3 separate regions of the Homo sapiens genome follow, and all the other regions are linked to region 3. Evidence: chromatin contacts called from ENCODE Hi-C or POLR2A ChIA-PET data. All regions are on one chromosome and are shown on one strand. Each heading gives the region's core, a stretch centred on a gene start or an enhancer-like site at or near the end of the contact. The rest is flanking DNA. Distances are from core to core; before and after follow the strand shown. Region 1 holds the start of CPEB4 (cytoplasmic polyadenylation element binding protein 4). Region 2 holds the start of BOD1 (biorientation of chromosomes in cell division 1). Region 3 holds the start of SPDL1 (spindle apparatus coiled-coil protein 1).

Region 1 (3,686 bases), core at 230-2,729, 4.3 Mb after region 3:
AAAGGAAAATACTCACTTATTTAACATATTTAAAGCTGTGCTGAGAGCAAAGCATTATCCTAAGCCCTGATGGTGGTCATAGCGTTGGGAATGTACAAAGATAAACAGGACATTAAAGCCCTTGAGTACCAAACATAATGAAAAGTCTGATATGTGAGCTCCAAACCAAATGGCAAAAGGAAGGAAATAATTAATTCAGACTTGGAAACAGGAGTGAGGGGTGGGGGGTGGGTGACGGGTGGAAGGGGTGGCAGTGGGTTGGGGGGCTGTCACTCAGGGAAGACTTCATTGTTGCTGGTTTGTTCATTCACGTTTTCAGGATTCATTCACTGATGTCTCCTATCTACAATGTCTGCTCCTGAAAGAGCCCACGGTCCAGCACAGGTCTGGAAGACATAAACCATCACAATATAGTGTGAGAAACAAGCACGAGAGGTACACAGGGCCGTGGACGCTTATAAGAGAGAATTCAGAAGATGCTGTTGGTGGCTTTTGAACTGATTCCTAGAAATAAATAGGAATTTACCAAAGGAGAAGAGTGGAAAGGACATGTAAAAAGGCATTGAGAGTGTGTTTGGAGGGGGAAGAGGCACTAAGATATACCACCCATTAGGTAGAAAGGCTTGAATACCAGACTAACAAGTTTGGCCTTTATCTTCGAAATAATGGGCAACCATAGAAGAAATCGGAGCATGTGAGGGTCAAGATAAAATTTTAGTTTTGGAATTTTCCCTCTGGTATTGCGTGTAAGGTGTACTAGATCGGGATGATACGGGGGCATAGCCACAGACGCCTCAGCTGCATCTCTGCACCTGGGAGACTGCACCAGATGCGAGCCTAGCAGAATGGGAGAGTGGGAGGTGCGGGTGAGCGAATGGAAGGTTAAGGGAGAGTCCCTCGTGAGGTCTACATTCTGGGCAAGGGCAAACGCAGTTCTAGGCACCGCACAGCTGCTGGCAAGACCCGCCTCCCCTTCCAGATCCCTCTGGGGCGGAGCTCGGGCCAGAGCACGTGATGCTTGGAGCACCACCTTTACTGTGGGCACCCTTCTCATTCATCCGCGGTTTCACGGGCCGCCACTTCGATCTCCAACACCTTGACCGTATGCCTTCGTGAGCGAGGAATCCGTTCTCCTTGACACGTCCCTATTGCTCCTCCTGCAAAGCCCAGTTAGGGAAGAGAAATATCAAAGGAGTCCCTTGCCCACACAAAAGATGGCGACCTGCTGCGCTCACTCTGGGTGGGGGAAGCGGGTTCCAGGCGCCGGGCCTCACTAGGCGAGGCGCAGACGGAAGAGGCGTCTCTGGAGGTAACTTTTCGACCTTCCTGGGAGTAGCTCTGAAGCGAGGGGGCGTGGCCTCGCCTGAGTTCTAACAGATGATTGGTCTTCCGGCAGGTAGGTGGGGAATGAGTGCTACCCCCACCCCTCCCTCTTCGAACCGGAAGTGTCTCTGGGTCTTTCCAGCTGGTTGTCATTTCACTCGGCTCGGTCCTGAGGAGAAGGACTCAGCCGCGGCTGCGGGACCCGGGCACCGGGAGGCGGTGGCGGCGGCGGCGGCGGCAGCAGCGGCGACAGCAGAGGAGGAAGAGGAGGAAGAAGGAAAGAAAAAGAAGAACCAGGAGGAGTCCTCAACAACGACAGCGGGGACTGCGGGACCAGGGTAAAGCGGCGACGGCGGCGACGGCCCAGCAACCGTGAGGAGAAACAAAAGCCTTCTAAATTATAGTTTAAAAAAAAATTCTGGGGGAAAAGAGAGAGAAAGCCGAGGGGGGAGGCCCTTCTCCTTTAAAATAACTACGGTAGTGGGTTTTTCCTTTTTTTCCTCTTTTTTCCCTCTCTGCGGAGAATCGAACTGAGGGAACTGAACAAACCGCCCCTGGGTCCCATGAGGGAAAAAAACCCCGGAGCCGCAGAGAGGGGAAGAGGCAGAAACCGCAGGACCTTCCAGGTCGCCCCCTCGGTCCCCGCACCCCCAGGCCGCCCGCTCACCCTCGTCGAGTCTCGCTAATCCCTCCTGATCGCGACCCCCGCAAGAGGGAGAAACGGGTGTTTCCAACCCCTTTCATGGGGGAGAGGAAGCCGCGGGGAGCCCAGGAACAGCGACCGCAGCAAGATCTGCACCCGGAGCCTCAGGAACAGCCCCAGAGGCCAAAACTGCACCCTGCGAAAGAGCAGAAAACAGGACCAGGAACAGCAGAAACCTCCCTGCAATCATCTTTCCATTAGTCAATGCTGATTTCCTCTCCCGAAACCAGGAATTCACTTCCCACCCCAGATAACCTAATATAATCTATATATATAAATATATAATATATAATGTTCTTAAATTATTCCTGATTTTTTTTTAACCAAGCTGCCAAGAAAAGAACGTATTCCCCTCTTAGTCCTATTCTAATTTTTATGTGAGTGAATCTAAACTGCTGAGGAAAACCATATGTGATTGTTAAATTATATATATCTATATTTTTACTCCGCGCAAGGCTTATTCTTCTACATCCATAGATGCTTGAGAAGCTCTGTTTTTGTCATTCATGTACATTTTCCTTTGGAAAAAGAAAGCGCCTATTTTACTAACCAAAGACTTGATTTTTACCCTCTTCATTTTTATTCCCTCCTAAAAATAAGCCCAATTGGATCCAAGTCAATGTTTTAAGAGATTTTTTTAAGAGTTGTTTTTTCTTTCAGAGACCAGAATTCCAAATCAGAACAATTTAAGGTGATAAGCTGCGATCTTTGAGCTAGCTATAAATAAGACATTTCAAGCAAGCAAGCAAACAACTTAAATTTGGGGTAGAGGAAAAAAAAGGCGTGAGACATCAGGTTGTCATTTTTTATTGTGAGATTCTGCTCCTAAAGATAATAAATGGGGGATTACGGGTTTGGAGTGCTAGTGCAAAGCAATACTGGGAATAAATCTGCTTTTCCAGTCAGATTCCATCCACATCTGCAGCCTCCACACCATCACCAAAATGCCACCCCCAGCCCTGCTGCTTTTATAAATAATAACACAGCTGCCAATGGCAGCAGTGCTGGGTCAGCTTGGCTTTTTCCTGCTCCAGCTACCCATAACATTCAGGATGAGATCTTGGGGTCAGAAAAAGCAAAAAGTCAGCAACAGGAACAGCAAGACCCCTTAGAAAAGCAGCAGCTTTCCCCAAGTCCAGGTCAGGAAGCTGGAATACTGCCTGAAACAGAGAAGGCAAAATCAGAAGAAAATCAAGGGGACAATTCTTCGGAAAATGGCAATGGGAAGGAGAAAATAAGGATCGAATCTCCAGTGTTGACAGGGTTTGATTATCAAGAAGCCACTGGGCTAGGTACTTCAACCCAACCCTTGACATCTAGCGCATCGTCTCTTACTGGTTTCAGTAACTGGTCAGCAGCGATAGCGCCTTCCTCCTCTACAATAATCAATGAAGATGCAAGTTTCTTTCACCAGGGAGGGGTCCCTGCTGCTTCGGCTAATAACGGTGCTCTGTTGTTTCAAAATTTCCCCCATCATGTCAGCCCTGGCTTTGGAGGCAGCTTCTCTCCTCAGATCGGGCCTCTCTCACAGCACCACCCACATCACCCTCATTTCCAGCATCATCACAGCCAGCATCAGCAGCAAAGGAGGTCTCCTGCCAGTCCCCATCCCCCACCCTTCACACATAGAAATGCTGCTTTTAACCAGCTGCCTCATTTG
Region 2 (3,393 bases), core at 863-3,362, 4.0 Mb after region 3:
ACTTCAGCAGTCTGGGGTGGGGCCCAAAATGTGCATTTCTAACAAGTTCTCAGGTGATGCTGATGTTAATCCAAGCACCACGCTTTGAGAACCACTGGGCTGAAGCAACAAAGGTCTCAGATAAGATATGCCTGAAAAAACACTATCTTCAAGAACTAAAACAACCTGGAATTCTCAGAAGGAACAGCTAAGGAGCTGTACATGGGAAGGTTCCAACCACTCTCCCTCACCAGCCGCTCAAGAGGGTAGTCCCCTCCCCCCTCAGGGGATACGTTCCAAGATCCCCAGTGGGTGCCTGAAACCTCAGGTAGTACTGAACCCTATATACACTACGCATGAATGTCTTTGAGGGCCATTATGAAGTAAAATAGGGGTTACCTGAACACAAGTACTTCCATACCGCAACAATTGGGTAAATGAAACCGCAGAAAGCAAAACCTTGGATGGGGCGGGCTACTGTAGTCGCTTTTGTTTTAAAATCACACACAAAACCTAACGGAATATAAGAAATATGAATGGAGAACTTGTCCTAGGAAAGGTGAAAGCTCTGTCAATACAGATCTGGGATGTATATGTATTAAATTACTTTGTTTCAAGGACAGACTTCTAGTTGGGCTTTTCATCTTGGAGAAGGAACAGTGTATACCACTTTCTCTCTCTACATCCGTATTTACCACCTGGTTTATTTACATGTCAGTTTTCTAACCTAGACTATAAGTTTTGAGGATGGGGTAGTGACTTATTCCTGTAATCGCACAGCTTGGCAACTAGAGGCCAATAAACGTTCAACGAATAAACAGACTACGTTTTTCCCTATCTTAAGGTCTAATTCTAAGCTCACAATCTTGCTGTGAGGTAAGCAAAATGTTTCCATGACAGGCTCTGGTAGGAGAAATCACTACCCTGCAGGAGTCCAGTGACAGGGTCTCCTAACCTACAACCACAGTCGTGGCTAGACAAGTTTTGAAAAGGAAGAAAATGAACATTCCAGCAACTACTGTATGTCTGATACTTAACACCCATTATTTCATTGAATCCAAACCACCCTGACGAGTAGGTAAAGTGAAATAGCGTTTTACTGGTGGGACTGACCAATGGCATTAGGATCTCAACTAGGCACCAAATCTCCTTTTATCAATGATGAAGTGCAAAATAAGGGTGCTGTTTCTACAATTTATCTTAATTCAACGCCGTACTAGTCTGCAAAACAATGAGCTAGAGAAAAGGAATAAACAGCTATAAAATGGTGATGACTGTGTGTTCAAATCATTGTGTTTAATGCCAGCTTCTCAGTGGTGAGTACGGAACAGGTGGAAATTCTAAAGCACGCTTGCTTATCTACTTGGTTTCGAAGTTTGTTATTAAGGGCCTCAGAGGAGTTCCATCTTGGGAATGATACGGTCTAGGCTCTAAAACCCACATTGAAACCCCAAGTTCGGAGAAGGGACTGGGTAAAATCACAACTAGTAGTAAATGTATCAGGCAGGAACCCACGTGTGCATCGCTCAGAAAGCTCTCCGTACTGCCCCAAGCGGTGTAAGACCTCACCGCTGAGATTTCTAAGCTATCTTTTGTTTTGCTCTCGGCTTTCGAAAATCAAAGCTGCCACCCGGCGGCCTCACGTGCAGCCCCGCTCCCCAACGCCCAGGCGGCCGCAGCTACCTTGGTGTCCACGTCGGCCAGGCAGTCCCGGCGGAAGCTGTCAAAAAGGCCCCGGCTCTTGAGCTGCTCCACGATGAGAGCGATGAGCTGCGGGTCGCCGGGAGGCAGCGAGGCCGGGTTGATGGGGCCACCGCCCCCGCTGGCCCCAGTAGCGCCAGTCGCTGCCCCGGCAGAGGCCTGGCTAGTTCCGCCGCCGCCCACCGCGCCAGTTCCCCCGCCGCCGCCGCCGTCCGCCATGGCTGCGCCCCGGGCCCACAAGGGAGAACGACTATAGCTTCTTCTCCAGGACAGAAGGCCTAGAACGTGTAGAGGTGGTGAAGGGGGCGGTGAAGGAGGAGGGCCCCAAGGCGGCAGCGGCGGAGGTGGCGATGGCGGCAGGGGCGGTGGTGGGGGCGGCGGCGGCGAAGGCCCCCTCTGATACAGCAGAGGTTGTGGTGGACGCGGCAGAAACGGCCTGCTCGATTCCAGGCGCACCCCAGATGGCGTCAACGTTGACCTTTGCATTGTGGGGCGGGAAGTTTTCTGTGGCCATCTCCGGCGTTCTTTATAGGCAGCGGCCTAGCCGAGAGAAACTACAACTCCCGGCAGGGTTCGTGCTTGCTCGTCGCGATTTCGCGGGGTAATATGGGAACTGTAGGCGCAGGCCTCGTGATCGCTGCAACCCGCCAGGCCTTCCCCGCCAGGCCTTCCCCGCCCACTCTCTGCTCACTTCCCATTCAATCAACACGTCCCAGCAGTGCCCGATTATAACAGTCATCTGTGGAGCTGATTAAAAGTATAGATTACCAGAATTATTTCTTAAAGATTTTTATCCAGTATTTACGGGTCGAGACCTAGCAATCTGTGCTTCAGCATGCACTCCCACGTCCTTCTTGAACAACATGTTCCGGGAAATTCCGGAAACAGTGGAACAGTCAAACTTCTATTGTTCAGAAATTTGTGAGTTTCCCTCCTTTTGGTTTTAATAGCAATGCATACTCATTTTAGAAAATTGGAAAATAACGGAAAAGTGTGAAGAAGAAAATAAAAGTTTTCCTTAAGTCTGTCTTATATGTGTGTGGATTTCCTCCCAAATATTAAATATTGTCAATCATAAGCCAATATTGAATAATTGAAAAGTGTCAGGCGTGATGCTATGCACTTTCCACGCACTTCTTCACGATAATTTAAAAAAGCAGATACATACTACTATTATTGCTATTTACAGACGTAGAAATGGAGGCAGAAGAAAGTTTGTTAACCTAATCACATACCTAGAGGTAGAAAAGTAGGATTTGAACCCAGGTTTTGAGGATCTAAATCTTGCATTTTAGCCTGAGGTATCCTGAGAGCTAGTTGGTATCCCACAATAGGTAAGGCTTTATATCCTGATTTTTTTAAGTAGCCACAATTCACCATTGGAATCCTATAGCTGCCACCATTATCCTCTCTTCCCTTCATCTTTTGCCTATTGTTAGCTCAGCTCCCCCTCCCAACCTCAGCAATTATGTCTGCTATTGTTGTTTCCTCATCTTACACAAGCAGCAGAGGGGATGTAAATAGCAAATTCTGCAATATCCTTGGCTCCTGCGAAGATGCAGAATTGGCAAAGATCCAGGATGTTCTCCACACCAATATTTAGTACTCAAGACAGTTTAATTTTTTTTTCTTTTTTTTTTTTGAGACAGAGTCTCACTCTATCGCCCAGGCTGGAGTGCAGTGGTGCAATCTTGGCTCACTGCAGCCTCCACC
Region 3 (3,487 bases), core at 212-2,711:
TGCAGCCAGTCATGATTGGCCTAAGCTAGAACAATCTTTTCCTGGCCCCTGAGTTAAGGAATCTTTGTTCAGTGATAGGGAAAATGGTATTTGTTTCATTTCTCCAAGAACATAGGTGTGATTACAAATGAATGAGCATCTGGTTCATTGGAGTCCCAGATAAATCTGTGAGACAACACTGTGAGCAATTTGTTGCCAATCTTAAAGCTCAGATCAACCCTTTGAGTCTGGCTTAGCTCAGGCAGAAATTGTAGTCTGCAAAAGAAACTGAGAAGAAGAGGGCAAGGAGAGTGTGGCATCCCAAGACATAAAGACTCAAATCAATGAGAGCAAGCAACTCTGTCAAATTTCACCAGAAGTGAGGACTAAATATTGACTACCGAATTTTGCAAGGTAGGAATCACTGGTAAACCTAACAAGAGCCACTTCATAGTATTGGTTGGGACCAAATCCTGGTTAAAGTGGGAAAAACAAACAAAAGAACAAAAGGTAAGAAAATGGAGATAATGGATGTAAAGATTTTTTTTCCCCAGAAATTTTGTTATAAAGAGAAGAAAACAAATGGGGTGGTTGCCGATTGGTGTCAAGGAGGATTTTTTAAAAAATGAAATCATGAAATGATTTTATGGCAATCACTGCAGCATGTTTATGAACTGATAGGGAAGATCCAATAGAGAAGAAAAAACTGAAGATGCAAAAAAGAGCAGTTAGAGCCAAGTTCTCAAATAGGCAAGAAAAGATGGGCTCGAAAGAACGACATGATTCATGTAACAGTTACTAGGACTCATCAGTGCTCATTAAATGTTATCTATTATTATTTCTGATCGCTTCAATTTTTGAATAGGCATCAGGGTTACAAAATATTATTATTAAAAACACATGCAAACAGCTTGGACTCTAAGACTGCATTCAATTCTAGTTCTACCACTTGGACAAGGCACTTTTTTTCTTCGGGCTTTTTCTCTGTAGAAAACGAGGAGTAATATCTGCCTCATAAGGCTGCGGGCTTAACTGAGATAATCTGTAAACTTTAACACATGGTGGGAACTTAAATATTAACGCCAGTATTACCACTGGTAGGGTGCATGAGATCGCACGATGGTGCCAAAGGTGTCTCTCCACCGCCCAGCCCAGCGACACTGTTCCCCTAGAAGGCATTGTCGTAAAAACAAAAAAAAAAAAAAAACGAACAAACAAAACACCAAAACACGGAAACTAAAAGCAAATACTTAAAAGACATGCAGGAAACCAGCCCAAGGAAAAATTTATGTGGAGCCACGTCTGCGCCTGCGCCTGCGCCAAGCCCACGGCGCGCCACTTGCACATGCGCAGTAGCTGTAGGAGGGGGTGGGCGCTCCATTGGGCGTTTCTCTTGGTTTTTCCTTTCCGCGCGGCTTGGGCGGACGTCTCGTGAGACGTGGGACTTCTCGCGGGAACTGCATTCAAATATCCCAGGCGCTTACTCGAGAGCTAGCTGAGCGAATGGGCCGGCGACTGTGGAGTTAGCGTCCTCAATGTGGACGCCCTGAGCTCCCATTAGGAGCCGCTGGCTGCGGCAGCAGGGGACTAGCGTGAGAGGTAGGGGCAAGGGGCCTGGTGGGAGGTGGGTGTGGAGAGCGGCAGTGGGGAGAGTCGAACAGGCCCTAAAGAAAGCTAGGGGCCGGGGTCTCGGCCGAGGCCTTTAGCTGAAACATCTCCTTCCCCGGAACCCTGGGGTCTTATACACTGGGTTCCGAGCCGGTCTTATCTTCCGCTGGACCACCTCGCCGCCCTCAGGGATTCTGGACAAATATGGAACGTTGGGTCGGTTGCCGGGTCCTCAAAATTATAACCGCCACTGGATCTGCGCTGTGCGGTACGGTAGCCTCTAGCCCGAACTAAGAAATGGTGCAGATGGGAGATACATATTGGGTTTCAGAGATAGCGCATAAGGAGTAATATCTCATTAATAATTTTTATAATGATTACATGTTGAAATGATGTTTTGAGTGTATTTGTTTAAATATGTAAATTAATTTTTCATCTTTGTTTACTTTTTAAATCATGATGGCTCCTAGAACATTTAAAATCACGTACATGACTCGCGTTATATTTCTGCTGGACAGCACTGCCCCAGCCGTGTGTCAGATTCTACCCTAATTGCTTTTCATTCGTTATCTCATTTAATCCTTTCAGTAACCGATTAGGTGGGTGTTATTGTGCTTGTTTTTATAGATGATTAAACCAGAAATTAAATAACTTGTCCAAGTTCATGCAGCCAGTGAGTAGTGGAGGCGGGGTAAGAACTCAGGCAGTTTGATTCCCAGAGTTTCCTGTGTCCCAAATGCTTTGTGTGTGCTATATTTTTGAGAAGCAGGACAGGAAAAATGGTTGCAGCACCATGGTTTCTAGGTAGATTCTAGTTCCCATCACACTTCGCGTCTTAACTTGCGGGTAACCCTAAGCAAGTTACTTAAAACTTTCTATGCCTCAGCTTGCATGTGTAAAATGAGGGAAATACCTTCAACCTCTTGAAGTTGTTGAGAAGATTGAATAAGAATGTGTATAAAGCGGCCGGGTGCGGTGGCTCACGCCTGTAATCCCAGCTACTCGGGAGGCTGAGGCAGGAGAATGGCGTGAACCCGGGAAGCGGAGCTTGCAGTGAGCCGAGATTGCGCCACTGCAGTCCGCAGTCTGGCCTGGGCGACAGAGCGAGACTCCGTCTCAAAAAAAAAAAAAAGAATGTGTATAAAGCACCAAGCACAATGTCTGTCACACATTAGTAGTTTTTAATCAACCACGGCTATCTCTCTTTGTAGATTGATAGGTTAACTCTTTCTCATCCATTAGACCTCTGCTGAAAAGTTACTTCCTCAGGAAAATTTTTTTGTCCATGTTCCCTTCTACGCGCTGCCCCCCAGATTAGGACAGCTCCCCCTTGTTACAGGCTCAGGTAGCATACATCTGTCTCTCTTGCACTTATCATACTTGTAACTTGATAGTTCAATTACTTGATTTAATGTCTTTTACTAATAGACTAGGATTCAAGAAGACAGGAATATTGTTTTAGGTTGCCATTGTGTTGTCAACACTAGCACAATGTCTCACACAATAAGAATTCCAGCAAATTTTTTGAATAAACTAAAGCAAATTTTTTTTGGCTTCTCTGGATATGCCTGGCTGGAATGTCTTGAGGTTAACCCTATTTTTATTTTGGTAGTTGAGATGACAGTATTTACTTAACTCAAGCTCATCAAGATAATTAGATGAGATAATATATTTGAAGCAGTTAGCATGGCAAATGGTAAATCCTCAACGAATGTAAGTTATTGTGAACAGTACAACATTTAGTTGGCTGGCCGTATCATGTACAGGCTTTGAAAAGGTCTTGCATTTTAGAGCAGTGACTGCCAAGCTGGGATTACCTAGAACACCTTTTTTTCTCTCTTAAACCCTGTATCTCTTCCCTTGTCTTCATTCTCAGTTAAAGACCTTGCTTCCTAATTCA

Evidence for each region. A loop is a pair of places that touch in the nucleus more often than their neighbours do. ChIA-PET counts read pairs that join two places held with the same protein, here RNA polymerase II (POLR2A). Pooled maps may share reads with other maps.
Region 1: a map of CD8-positive, alpha-beta T cell shows a loop between it and region 3 (15-fold over the local background). The contact joins the promoter of CPEB4 here to the promoter of SPDL1 in region 3. A Hi-C loop is called at or near these places in 2 of 168 maps with a recorded cell type or tissue (both CD8-positive, alpha-beta T cell) and 6 of 50 pooled maps. POLR2A ChIA-PET finds 5 or more read pairs at or near these places in 1 of 52 experiments (GM12878).
Region 2: a loop to region 3 is called in a map of B cell, with 27 times the contacts of the local background. The contact joins the promoter of BOD1 here to the promoter of SPDL1 in region 3. A Hi-C loop is called at or near these places in 5 of 168 maps with a recorded cell type or tissue (B cell, CD4-positive, alpha-beta memory T cell, CD8-positive, alpha-beta T cell and 1 more) and 7 of 50 pooled maps.

What each region holds. Positions count from the first base shown.
Region 1 is chr5:173,886,870-173,890,555 of GRCh38, forward strand. It overlaps CPEB4 (cytoplasmic polyadenylation element binding protein 4), which reads left to right and starts at 1,480. Exons shown (of 10, transcript NM_030627.4): 1 at 1,480-3,686. The coding sequence starts at 2,865. RefSeq lists enhancers at 987-1,226, 3,251-3,686.
Region 2 is chr5:173,614,538-173,617,930 of GRCh38, forward strand. BOD1 (biorientation of chromosomes in cell division 1) reads right to left here and starts at 2,113. Exons shown (of 4, transcript NM_138369.3): 1 at 1,663-2,113. The coding sequence starts at 1,899. RefSeq lists silencers at 1,920-1,969, 1,980-2,049 and enhancers at 2,030-2,289, 2,310-2,389.
Region 3 is chr5:169,582,312-169,585,798 of GRCh38, forward strand. It overlaps SPDL1 (spindle apparatus coiled-coil protein 1), which reads left to right and starts at 1,462. Exons shown (of 12, transcript NM_017785.5): 1 at 1,462-1,578. LOC105377714 (a long non-coding RNA gene) reads right to left here and starts at 1,350. Exons shown (of 3, transcript XR_941200.3): 1 at 1,072-1,350. RefSeq lists an enhancer at 1,089-2,089.